Linked DNA regions of Mus musculus: region 1 is linked to region 2. A link is a loop called in an ENCODE intact Hi-C map of the cell type or tissue named here. Cell type or tissue: heart. All regions are shown on one strand. Each heading gives the region's core, and the rest is flanking DNA. Links, peaks and the distances in the headings are about the cores only.

Region 1 (3,912 bases), core at 693-3,192, 56 kb after region 2:
TGTCTCGAAAAACCAAAAAAAAAAAAAAAAAAAAAAAGAAAGAAAGAAAGAAAGAAAGAAAGAAAGAAAGAAAAAAAAATGATCTAAAACAAACCATCAGGAAAACAGTCAGAGATCCATATTTGTCCAAGGTAAGAACATAACAGATATCTTTCAATTCACTCACTTCATATTACATACAAACTTCAGAAATAACTGAGAAGTCCTGATGACTATACATGCTAAAAATGGGCACACGTGACTTATGGGGAAAGCATATTCGATTTTTCCCATTGAGGTAAGAATTGAAAATCATCTAAATTCCTATCAAGAGAGGTGAAATTAAATAAATTACATATCCACACTTGAAATACCTTATTTAAAGTAGGATTACAGGTTGGGATTATAGCTCATACAGCTCTTATCTACCCAGCATATTCAAAGCCTTGGATTCGACCCCCTGGTACTGTGAATAAAAAGGGATTGGGCTGTGGGTATATTGTCAAATAAAAAGAAAACAAAGTGCATTATGGGAGGGAGAGAAAGAGAGAGGCCGTATGGGGGTGGCAGTAGCCTCAAAGTATAATGTGTGCTTCGGTAAAAATGGCTTTATATCACCCTTTATAATAAAACTAAAATATAAAAGATATAGCCCAGGACACTTGGAAAAGCAACTTTTGGGTGGAGAAAAGAAATAAACTAAGTGAAAATGTATAACCCTAGGATATTATCAGAAAAAAAAAAAAAGTAGAAAAGAAGTCACACAACTCTGGACAAGGAGACAAGAGGAAGGGGGAAGCTGGTGGGGAGGGGGGGTGCCATAAAGGAATCTGATATTTGAAATACTAATAAAAAAGTGTGTTGTGTTGCTTTTCATTTTTATGTGTTTCAATGAGGTAGATAAAGATGCTCCCAAGAGCCATAGGTTATTAAAGAAATAGTCCCGTACCAGGGGTGGGATACTGCCTCACCACTTGGTCAGGGAGGTCCCTGAGGCCCCCAGAACACTACAGGAAGTTGTCACTGCTATTAGCTCTGCACCAGAACTAGTAGCACTAGACTTTATTACCTAATTACCTATCACCAAAGACACCAATGGGCCTTGATTACAGGACATGAAGAATTCAGGCTAGACCTGGGCTGGAAGCTTCCTTCTTACTGGCTAGCCCTCGGAGGTATGCAAGGCTCCTAGGGGAGAATTCCCAAGAGGAGGAGTCATACTCAGCTATGGTCTCTGTGTGTAATAATACTGCCTGGCCAAGCCTGACGAGTCAATGGTGCATCAGTGACAAGCCTGTTATGGGGGGTTGAACAACTGTTTCCCGCCTGATTATATTTGATACCTAATTTACAGGACAAAATTCATGTCTGGGTCACAAATCAAGCCAAAAGCCTGAGGCTGGGGAGGTCATGGGGTGGAGTGGAAAAGCTACTTCTGCTGTTTTGGCTAAACTGATGTGCCCATCAGATCACCCTCTAACTAACCGTTGATGCCCATAGGTGAGCGCTGCTGTCCCTGTTGGCCAGAGAAGCTTGTCTTTGTGATGGTCACAGATGGCTATAGAGATGCTTAACTGTAACTCAGTCAAACGTACTAAGAATAGGTTCCTGTTGAGTGACCAGTCATAGATGGTCTCTCTATCACTTCCTCCACGGTCAGGGAACATGGCAGAGGAAGGGGCAGAAAGAATGTGAGAGGAAGAGGAAGGGAGTTAAGGTTAGGTACAACTCAGCTTCTTGTCCAAAGAATGGAAGCCATTCTAGAAATACCACGTATCTTCAAAAGCAAGCTGTGACCTTTACAGCTGTTCTAAAGGGGAAACCTAGGGGTCAGGGGAGGGCGGGTCATAGCTGTAAACCCAACCCAGAGAAAAGGCGAGAGAGGAGAAGGATAGAGGCGCCACCTGCCTGCCCACACATCCAGTACAAGCCCAAGATCCCCAACATGGCCTCTGTCAGCTTCCCAGAATCGTTTGCTCTCATGAGACCTTCCCATTCCTCATAAAAATCCAAGTTAGCTAGGAAAAGAGAAACTCGGGGAAGGTTTTAAACTCACAAGACTGCAGCCGGGATTTCAAAGTGACACCTAAGCCAGCCTTGTTGGCATAAGCCTGAAATGTCAGGATTTGGAACCGAGTCCAAAAGCGGCAGCAGGAGGGTTGCCAAGCTCAGACCCAGCCCAAGCTACATAAAGAGTTCAAGGCCAGCCTGAGTTAGGGATTGTGAAACCCCGTCACCAAACAACCAAAAGAGAAAGTACAACTACTACCATTCTGCCTCTGCTCACCTCGAATCATCTGCATCGCTGACACAGCCTCCTGCAAACCTGAGATCAGAGTCTCCCTTCTTCAAAAGATTAGAGATGTGAGGCCAGGAAGCCTACGTGCCAATGCCAGGAGGAAAATCTAAAGGCCAGGAAAGTGGGAGAGGAAGGAGGCCTCATTCCAACATGCAAGGACGTGAGTTTCTGTCCCTGTCTCAGCTCTTACCATTCCCAGCAGGCCTGGCCAACATCCAAAGAGACTCCGGGCTGGTGAGCCCACGAATGTGAGGCTGAGATAAGCCGGGGAAGCGAGGATTAAGCTTGCCCAGGGTTATATATGGGCTGCTGTGCGCTGACATGAACCGGGGGAATCTTAAGTTCCCAGGGCATTTTCTGCACTCATTCCTGCTCCCAGGATTAAGAATCCTCTCTTGCTTCCTCCCTCCCCCTGGACCACCACTAAGCAGTTGCCTTGTGAATAGCAGAAAAGTGAGGCTTTGTCTGTTTGGTTCTGGTTTTGGTTGTAACATACATGATAAAATCCTGTGGACCTGTGTACTCATTTATAGTAAAACAGACTAAGAAACACCATTTTCCCTTTGTCTATGGGACAGCCACCTAGTGGCACATATTTCAAAAGCTACAAAAGGTCTAAATCTAGTCCAGGCCCCCCCCGGTTGGAAACATGCTTTGGGAGCCCAGAAAATGTTCTGCCTCCTTCCAGCAAGGGGGAAACTGAGCCCTCGGGGAAGCAGCAACGTGATGCACCTGAACAGAAAGGAGGAGAGGTGACCCCAGTACATCAAAGAAGGCTGAAGAAAGGACAGTGACGTGACTTTCAGGAGCCCAGGTGCCTAGCGGGTCGATGCTTATCTCCTCTGACCAACTCCAGGCATCCCTAACTTTGTCCTGTGAACCCTCCGAGGACAGTAAACTCCAGCACAAAGTGACTCTCCCAAGGTCTGGAAGAAAGGAATGTCTTCCCCCTCAGCCTTGCCCGAGGCTCGACGCCTGGAAAAATTCCTGGGATGATTTGGTGTAGTCTGGGATGGCTCTGGAGCCATCCAGGCTGGAAGAGAAATGTGGTTTTGAACAAAGGCTGCCAGGACCAGTCTTGGCGACTTAGGGACACTTTCAGGTCTCAGTATTTCTGCCCTCACCACCTGCTAGCCTAGACTGGATCTTCTTGTTTGGGGAAAACCCTTGAGATCCTTGCCCTCCATGAGGCAGTCCTGGTGACCTCATTCTGAACTGACTTGCCATGTTCCCAAGGCTCCTCATGCATGCATGCCCTCGCCCCGGCATTAGTGTCAGTCCCCTGGAGACGTCAACACTCAATGACCGACAACCAGGTCATACACACTTGGCCTTTCTCCTTTTCAATTTTTTTTGGGGGGGGGGGGGCATATGTATTTGTGCTCAGCGTTGCTTATGAGTGGGGGCACATGCTTGTGTATGCTCACATGTACGGAAGCCTGAGGTTACTGTCAGGGAGGCAGTCCTCAAGAGCTCTTCTCCCTGATTCATCGAGGCAGACTCAATCAATTCCAAAGCTCGCCACTCTCAGTAGTCTCAGTAGCTAGCTTGCTCTTAGGATCCCGTGTGTCCACCTTCGGAGGCTGGAACTGCAGCATTGTACATAGGTTCTGAGGATCCAAATGGAGTTCCTC
Region 2 (5,528 bases), core at 1,327-3,826:
AGTGAAAAGAAACGACGATTCTCATACAAGGGAGACGCCACATGACTGGCGGCAGATTTCTCATCACTAGCCGCCTTAAGACATGGCAAGTCTTTCAAATGCTACTCAGAAAAGACAATCGATTTGTAATTTTATACCTAGCACAAGTATTCATTGGGAATAAAGGAAAAATAAACATGTTCTCCAACAAAGGCAATCTAACCCTTATCACACATCTTTAAGTAAATTCGATAAGCATTCTTCAAGCACTGAAAATTGTGTTTGATGATTTGATGTGCTCATCAGTAGAGAGAAAATGTTTATTTTAAAAATGGTTCTTTTATTAGTGCCACCATCTATCCAACTGAGTTAACTGGTCTGTAGGACAGCTATCTTATAAATGAATTTGGTAAGGGGACCTGATGAGATGAAAGGTTGGGTGTGGATATGAAGTAGTTATATGAAAGAGATCTTTGCACTGAGGAGTTTCCTGTCTTGATTATAGTATTGGTTACATGGGATAAAATGACAGGATCTCCAGGAAACCCCATGGAAGAGGAGGTAGGGTGTATGAGCCAGGGGTGATAGAGTGTGGGGAGCGGGTGTGGCGGCAGTCCCAAAGGCGCCAGGGACTGCAGCTAAGTCATATGACTTGCACCTGACTTCCTCATATAAGACACAAACATCTTGAGTGCTGCGCAGGTGTACCAGGATACAGGTGAATCCAATTTGGTGGAGATTTGCCCCTGCTGCCCTGATTAGCTGAAGCCTCGTGACTGGCGAGGGGGCGTGGCCTGCGGTGCGTGGATGAGAGAGAGTAAAAAAGGAGTGAGAGGCCCAGGGTTCGGGGGAGATATAAACAAGAAGAATCAGGACTGAATAAACTGCTGTTAGAAGGACTGGTGGTCGCGTAGTTCTTGCTGGTCGAGAGCGGGCGCGACAATAGAGGACACAAAGAAAAACTAAGACCCTCTAAATCAATGAGCAAAGTTCATGTGAACTCACAGAGACTGAAGCGGCATGCATAGGACCTGCTCAGGTCTACACCAGGTCTTCTGCACTTATATTACGGCTTCCAGCTTAGTGTTTTTATAGGACTCTTGTGTGTGTGTGTGAATGAGTGGATCTCTGTTTCTTGTGTCTTCTTTTGGGCTCTTTTCCTTCTCTTGGTTTGTCTTGTCCAACTTCAATGGTATAGTTTTTGTCTTTTCTTATTATATACTATTTTTATATTTTTTGAATGAATGAGTGAGTGAATGAATGAAAACCTATACACTGGGGTAAAAGTTAACAACTGTCACTTACACCTGCTGAGAGCAGGAAAATCAAGTTTTCTCCAGTAGAGTGACACTGGGAATATCAACCACTCCAGAGCAAACCTCATGTTAAGGAGCAGTTGGACAACATATAATAGACTCCTCAGTTGTGTGTGTGTGTGTGTATATGCGTGTGTGTATGTATGTATGTTGTGTGTATGTATGTTGTGTGTATGTGTATGCACGTGTGTCTTTATTTGGTTATAGTGTGGTGGGTTTTTTATTATTATTTTGTTTTCTTGGTTTGGGGGATTTGTTTCTGTCTTAGAGTTTCGTCCATTTTTTGAAAAAGAACTTAAAGATGGCAGGCCAGGAAGGGGGAAGGGATCTGGAAGGATTTGGGGGAGGGAAGAACATGATGGAGATATATTTTCATTTTAAAATTGTTTTAAATAATAAGAAAGGAAGGAAGGAAGGAAGGAAGGAAGGAAAGAAAGAAAGAAAGAAAGAAAGAAAGAAAGAAAGAAAGAAAGAAAGAAAGAAAGAAAGAAAGAAAGAAAGAAAGAAAGAAAGAAAGAAAGAAAGGCAAAAGCTTCTCACACTTCTCACACACATTTTACCATTATCAACTTCTGGTGTGATCTTTGGGGAAAGCGAACGAAAACCAGAAAGGTGTTCTAGGTGCCGTGTGCAATTCCCAGGAGGTATATGGCAACTTAACATGAGAAGCTAATTTTAAGAAAGGAAATTCGCTGGGTGTGGTGGTGCACGCCTTTAATCCCAGCACTTGGGAAGCAGAGGCAGGCAGATTTCTGAGTTCAAGGCCAGCCTGGTCTACAAAGTGAGTTCCAGGACAGCCAGGGCTACAGAGAAACCCTATCTTGAAAAACAAAAACAAAAACAAAAACAAAACAAAAACAAAAAAGAAAAGAAAAGAAATTCTATGAATCCTCTAAACAGATCAACCCTTAACAAGTAAAACCAAAATGAAACCTATAAATCCAACTATGTAGAAGACTTACTGTCACAACTAACACAGAAGACTATCTGAAGTGACTTTGAGGCACAGTGGCTTGACACCACAAGAGGGCAAGAGATACAAAGTGCAAAAAGAAAAACTGTCAAGTCCTGTCCGGTAATCTTACTACAAATAGCCCTGCTGTTACTGAACTACCAATGTGCCTATTGTGCACTCTGTATGTGATAAAGCAAGGGTGTCCACATCATTAAATCCAGGTTCAGGGGTATATGCATATGTGTGTATTTATGCATGCATTTGCATACATGTGTATGTACATGTGTGGTAGATATCCTCATGCATGCACTCTGGTGTGTGTGTGTGTGTGTGGTGGGTATCTGAGAAAAGGGATATGGGATAAATATAGTTAAAAACAAACTATTTAAAACTGAATTGGCTAGGAAATAGTATAATTCAATAGCATTCACTTAAAAATATCATACTTCATGGGATGCTGGCTAAAACGTCTGAGAAACCATGATCAACCTAGGGAGCATAGATGCTCATTTCAGAGCATCTATGAAGACAAGAAGAAACCAGGGCTTCTAGGAGAAGCACGTCCATCTAGGTCTAAGGCAGGAAGTGCATAAGGTGAGCTAACATCGATTTGTCTCAATATCAGGAGGGCAAGGAAGCCATCAGAAGGAACTGAGGCCGTTTCCAAAGCCCTTCCGGACAAAGATGGGACAGCATAGGCATCAATCAGAATAACGGCTGCAGTGGGTTAAAGTGCATCAAACGGGCTTAAATCCGAGTTCATGATAGCACTTAAAATAACCACATTGATCAACTTTGGACAAGACCAAGGAACCAACTCATTATTCTGAAAACTGGTAAATAAATACAAGGGAAACATCCTTTATCTCCTGTCAGCTGTACCTCATAATAACCAAACGTTTTAATGAGGGGATGTTTTTCTTTACAGAGGCTGTAGAGCTAATAAATGAAAAACCACCATGGCCTCTAATCAAATGCCACACTGGGTTTTTGGTTGGTTGGTTTTGGGGGGGGGTTCTTTGCAACTCTTTAATGGAATAAGAATCTGGATAGTTATCACGAAGGGCTGGTAACGTGAGTGAAAGGGGATAATCAGGCTGCATGAGCCTCCTGGTGAAAGCCCAAACTACCACCTGCTTTTGCCAGAGAGAGAGAGAGAGGAGAGAGAGAGAGAGAGAGAGAGAGAGAGAGAGAGAGAGAGAGAGAGAGAGAGAGAGAGCCTGAATAAGTCTCCAGACCTAATTACCAATTCACAGCAATAACACCATGGGGATGCAATCAGCAAATCTGAGCTCTGGGAAACCCTACAGTGCAAACAACCCAGTTTCTTCAACAAATAACATACAAGGGAGAAAGAGTCTCAGCGAAGCCTGCAGATGTCTAAGGGCAGTGTCACAGTTGCAATGCAGGAATCCTGTCTGGACCCTAGCTTACAGTAGAGGTAGCAGGAGAAATGAATGTTGACCATTTGATTAGGTAGTGGTCCTGGGCTGGCTTGATCTTCTCCTTTGTCCTCTCAGGCAGAGGCTTGTCCTGCATCCCAGGCACACTAGCAATCCTCTTGTCTCAGCTTCCTAACCACCGTGATTTCAGGCATGTCCCACGGCACCCAACTAGTTTGACATTTTAAGTCCAGAGTATTTATACGTGACATGATGTGCTGTCCCAGATCTACTTCAAAGTCATCCGGAGTCAGGGAGAAAGGTGAAAGCTAAGCATAGATGAGACAGTCGGCCATGAGCTGCCTGTTGTGGAGCTTGGCCGTGCGGATTCTGATTTTATTTTGCCATTATCTGAATTTTACATATATATAAAACTTTTCAAAACAACAGAAAAGGTTTGTTGACTATACTCATGAAGGAGTGGCAGCAGAGGCCTACAAACCCCAGCCTGAGAGGTAGAGGATCAGGAAGAGTTCCTGGTCGTCACTGGCTCCGTAGAAAGTTAGATCAGCCTGGCCTATGTGAGACCTTACCGAAAGAGAGGGGGTTTACAAAGATGGCTCGGTCAGCAATGTGCTTACCATGAAAGTATGGAACCTAGTTCAATCCCTAGAAACCATATAAATGCACACACTTTTAATCCCAGAGCTGGGGAGGGTGGGAGAACAGGCAGATCCCTGGGGCTCACTGGCCAGACAGCCAAGCTGAATCAGCAAGCTCCCGGCAAAAGTGATAAACCCTGTTTCAAAAACCAGGATGAAGAACAACTAAGGAAGGAAGGTACTTGCATGCACACATGTAACACACCACACATGCATGCATGCGTGCACCCTATGCACACATGGAAACAGGTATAGACACATGCATGTGAGCACACACACACATATTTTAACATAAGTAAATATGACCACAGAAAAATGCATCTCTAGAACTAGTTATCTCCCTAATCTACACCAGTGGGTTTTATTCTATTCTTAGAAGCCCAGAAGTTTAGAATCACAGTCATAACAATGATAATATTCAACATTTTAGAGCATATAGTATGTTGAGTTGTTTATAGATATCTCCATTTAATCCTGATAAACTCCGTGTAGTAAATAATGAGATTATCCACACTCCACAGACGACAAGCCTCGGGGACAGAGTTCTGATGACAAAACTAAGCCTCACCCACAGCTAAACACATTTACAGATTTTAGCCAACACCCGAGGGTGGAAAATGAAGACTGCTTTCTTTGGACTTCTTTGAGATAAACACCTCACATCATCTTTGTCTGGTCCCTTGGATAAACTGTATACACAGCTAAATTTCTTCACTGTGAGTCTAGCTTATCTAACTCCCAACCCGGCCCAGCTGTGTGAACTCCTAGACACCATAGTATTCCTTCCTCCAAGCTGGAGCCGCTGTGCATGCTGGGAGTGGCATGACTTACCTGGGCCGCGGTGCCTCTTCTCCATCCAGATGTAGCAGTTGTTCTGAGCCACCCCAGTCTGCGAGTCCAGGAAGGGGAGACGCACGCTCCGCTCTGCGCACAGCCTCGAGTTGTAGCTCCGGCAGTGCTCAATGGCTTCCTTGTAGAACTGGTCCCCAAGCCTTCAGGAAACAAGAGAGCAATGGGGTGAGACCAGAGGAAGTAGAAACACAACCGGAGGGAAGCGGTCCCCTACCGTCGCTCCAGAAGAGCTGCATTTATGGCAATCAGCCAATGAGCACCAAGAGCCCTATTAAGGGACAAAATACAAATTGTCAACAAATCTCTACCAGATTCCATTTCCTGTCCCAAATCTACCAGGTCACTTAGAGACTTCTTTAAAATGGGCCCCAAAGAGCAAACC

Evidence for each region. Peaks named below come from ENCODE experiments on the same cell type or tissue, not always from the same donor. Only the 100,000 strongest peaks of a DNase experiment are listed, where the experiment ranks them.
Region 1: a loop joins it to region 2, with 4 times the contacts of the local background. A loop is called at or near these places in 5 of 42 quality-filtered maps.

The regions. Positions count from the first base shown.
Region 1 is chr12:83,422,399-83,426,310 of GRCm38, forward strand. All of the region lies in intron 1 of Dpf3 (D4, zinc and double PHD fingers, family 3), which reads right to left. Among named protein-coding and RNA genes, the nearest start is that of Dpf3, 63 kb to the right of the region's middle. In heart, for the core only: CTCF peaks have their summits at 1,888 and 2,857 (motif pointing left); a DNase peak (open chromatin) is centred at 2,493; H3K27ac peaks cover 2,225 bases.
Region 2 is chr12:83,365,379-83,370,906 of GRCm38, forward strand. It overlaps Dpf3 (D4, zinc and double PHD fingers, family 3), which reads right to left. Exons shown (of 11, transcript NM_001267625.1): 2 at 5,126-5,286. Among named protein-coding and RNA genes, the nearest start is that of Dpf3, 120 kb to the right of the region's middle. In heart, for the core only: a CTCF peak has its summit at 2,312 (motif pointing right); no DNase peak of the experiment used is centred there.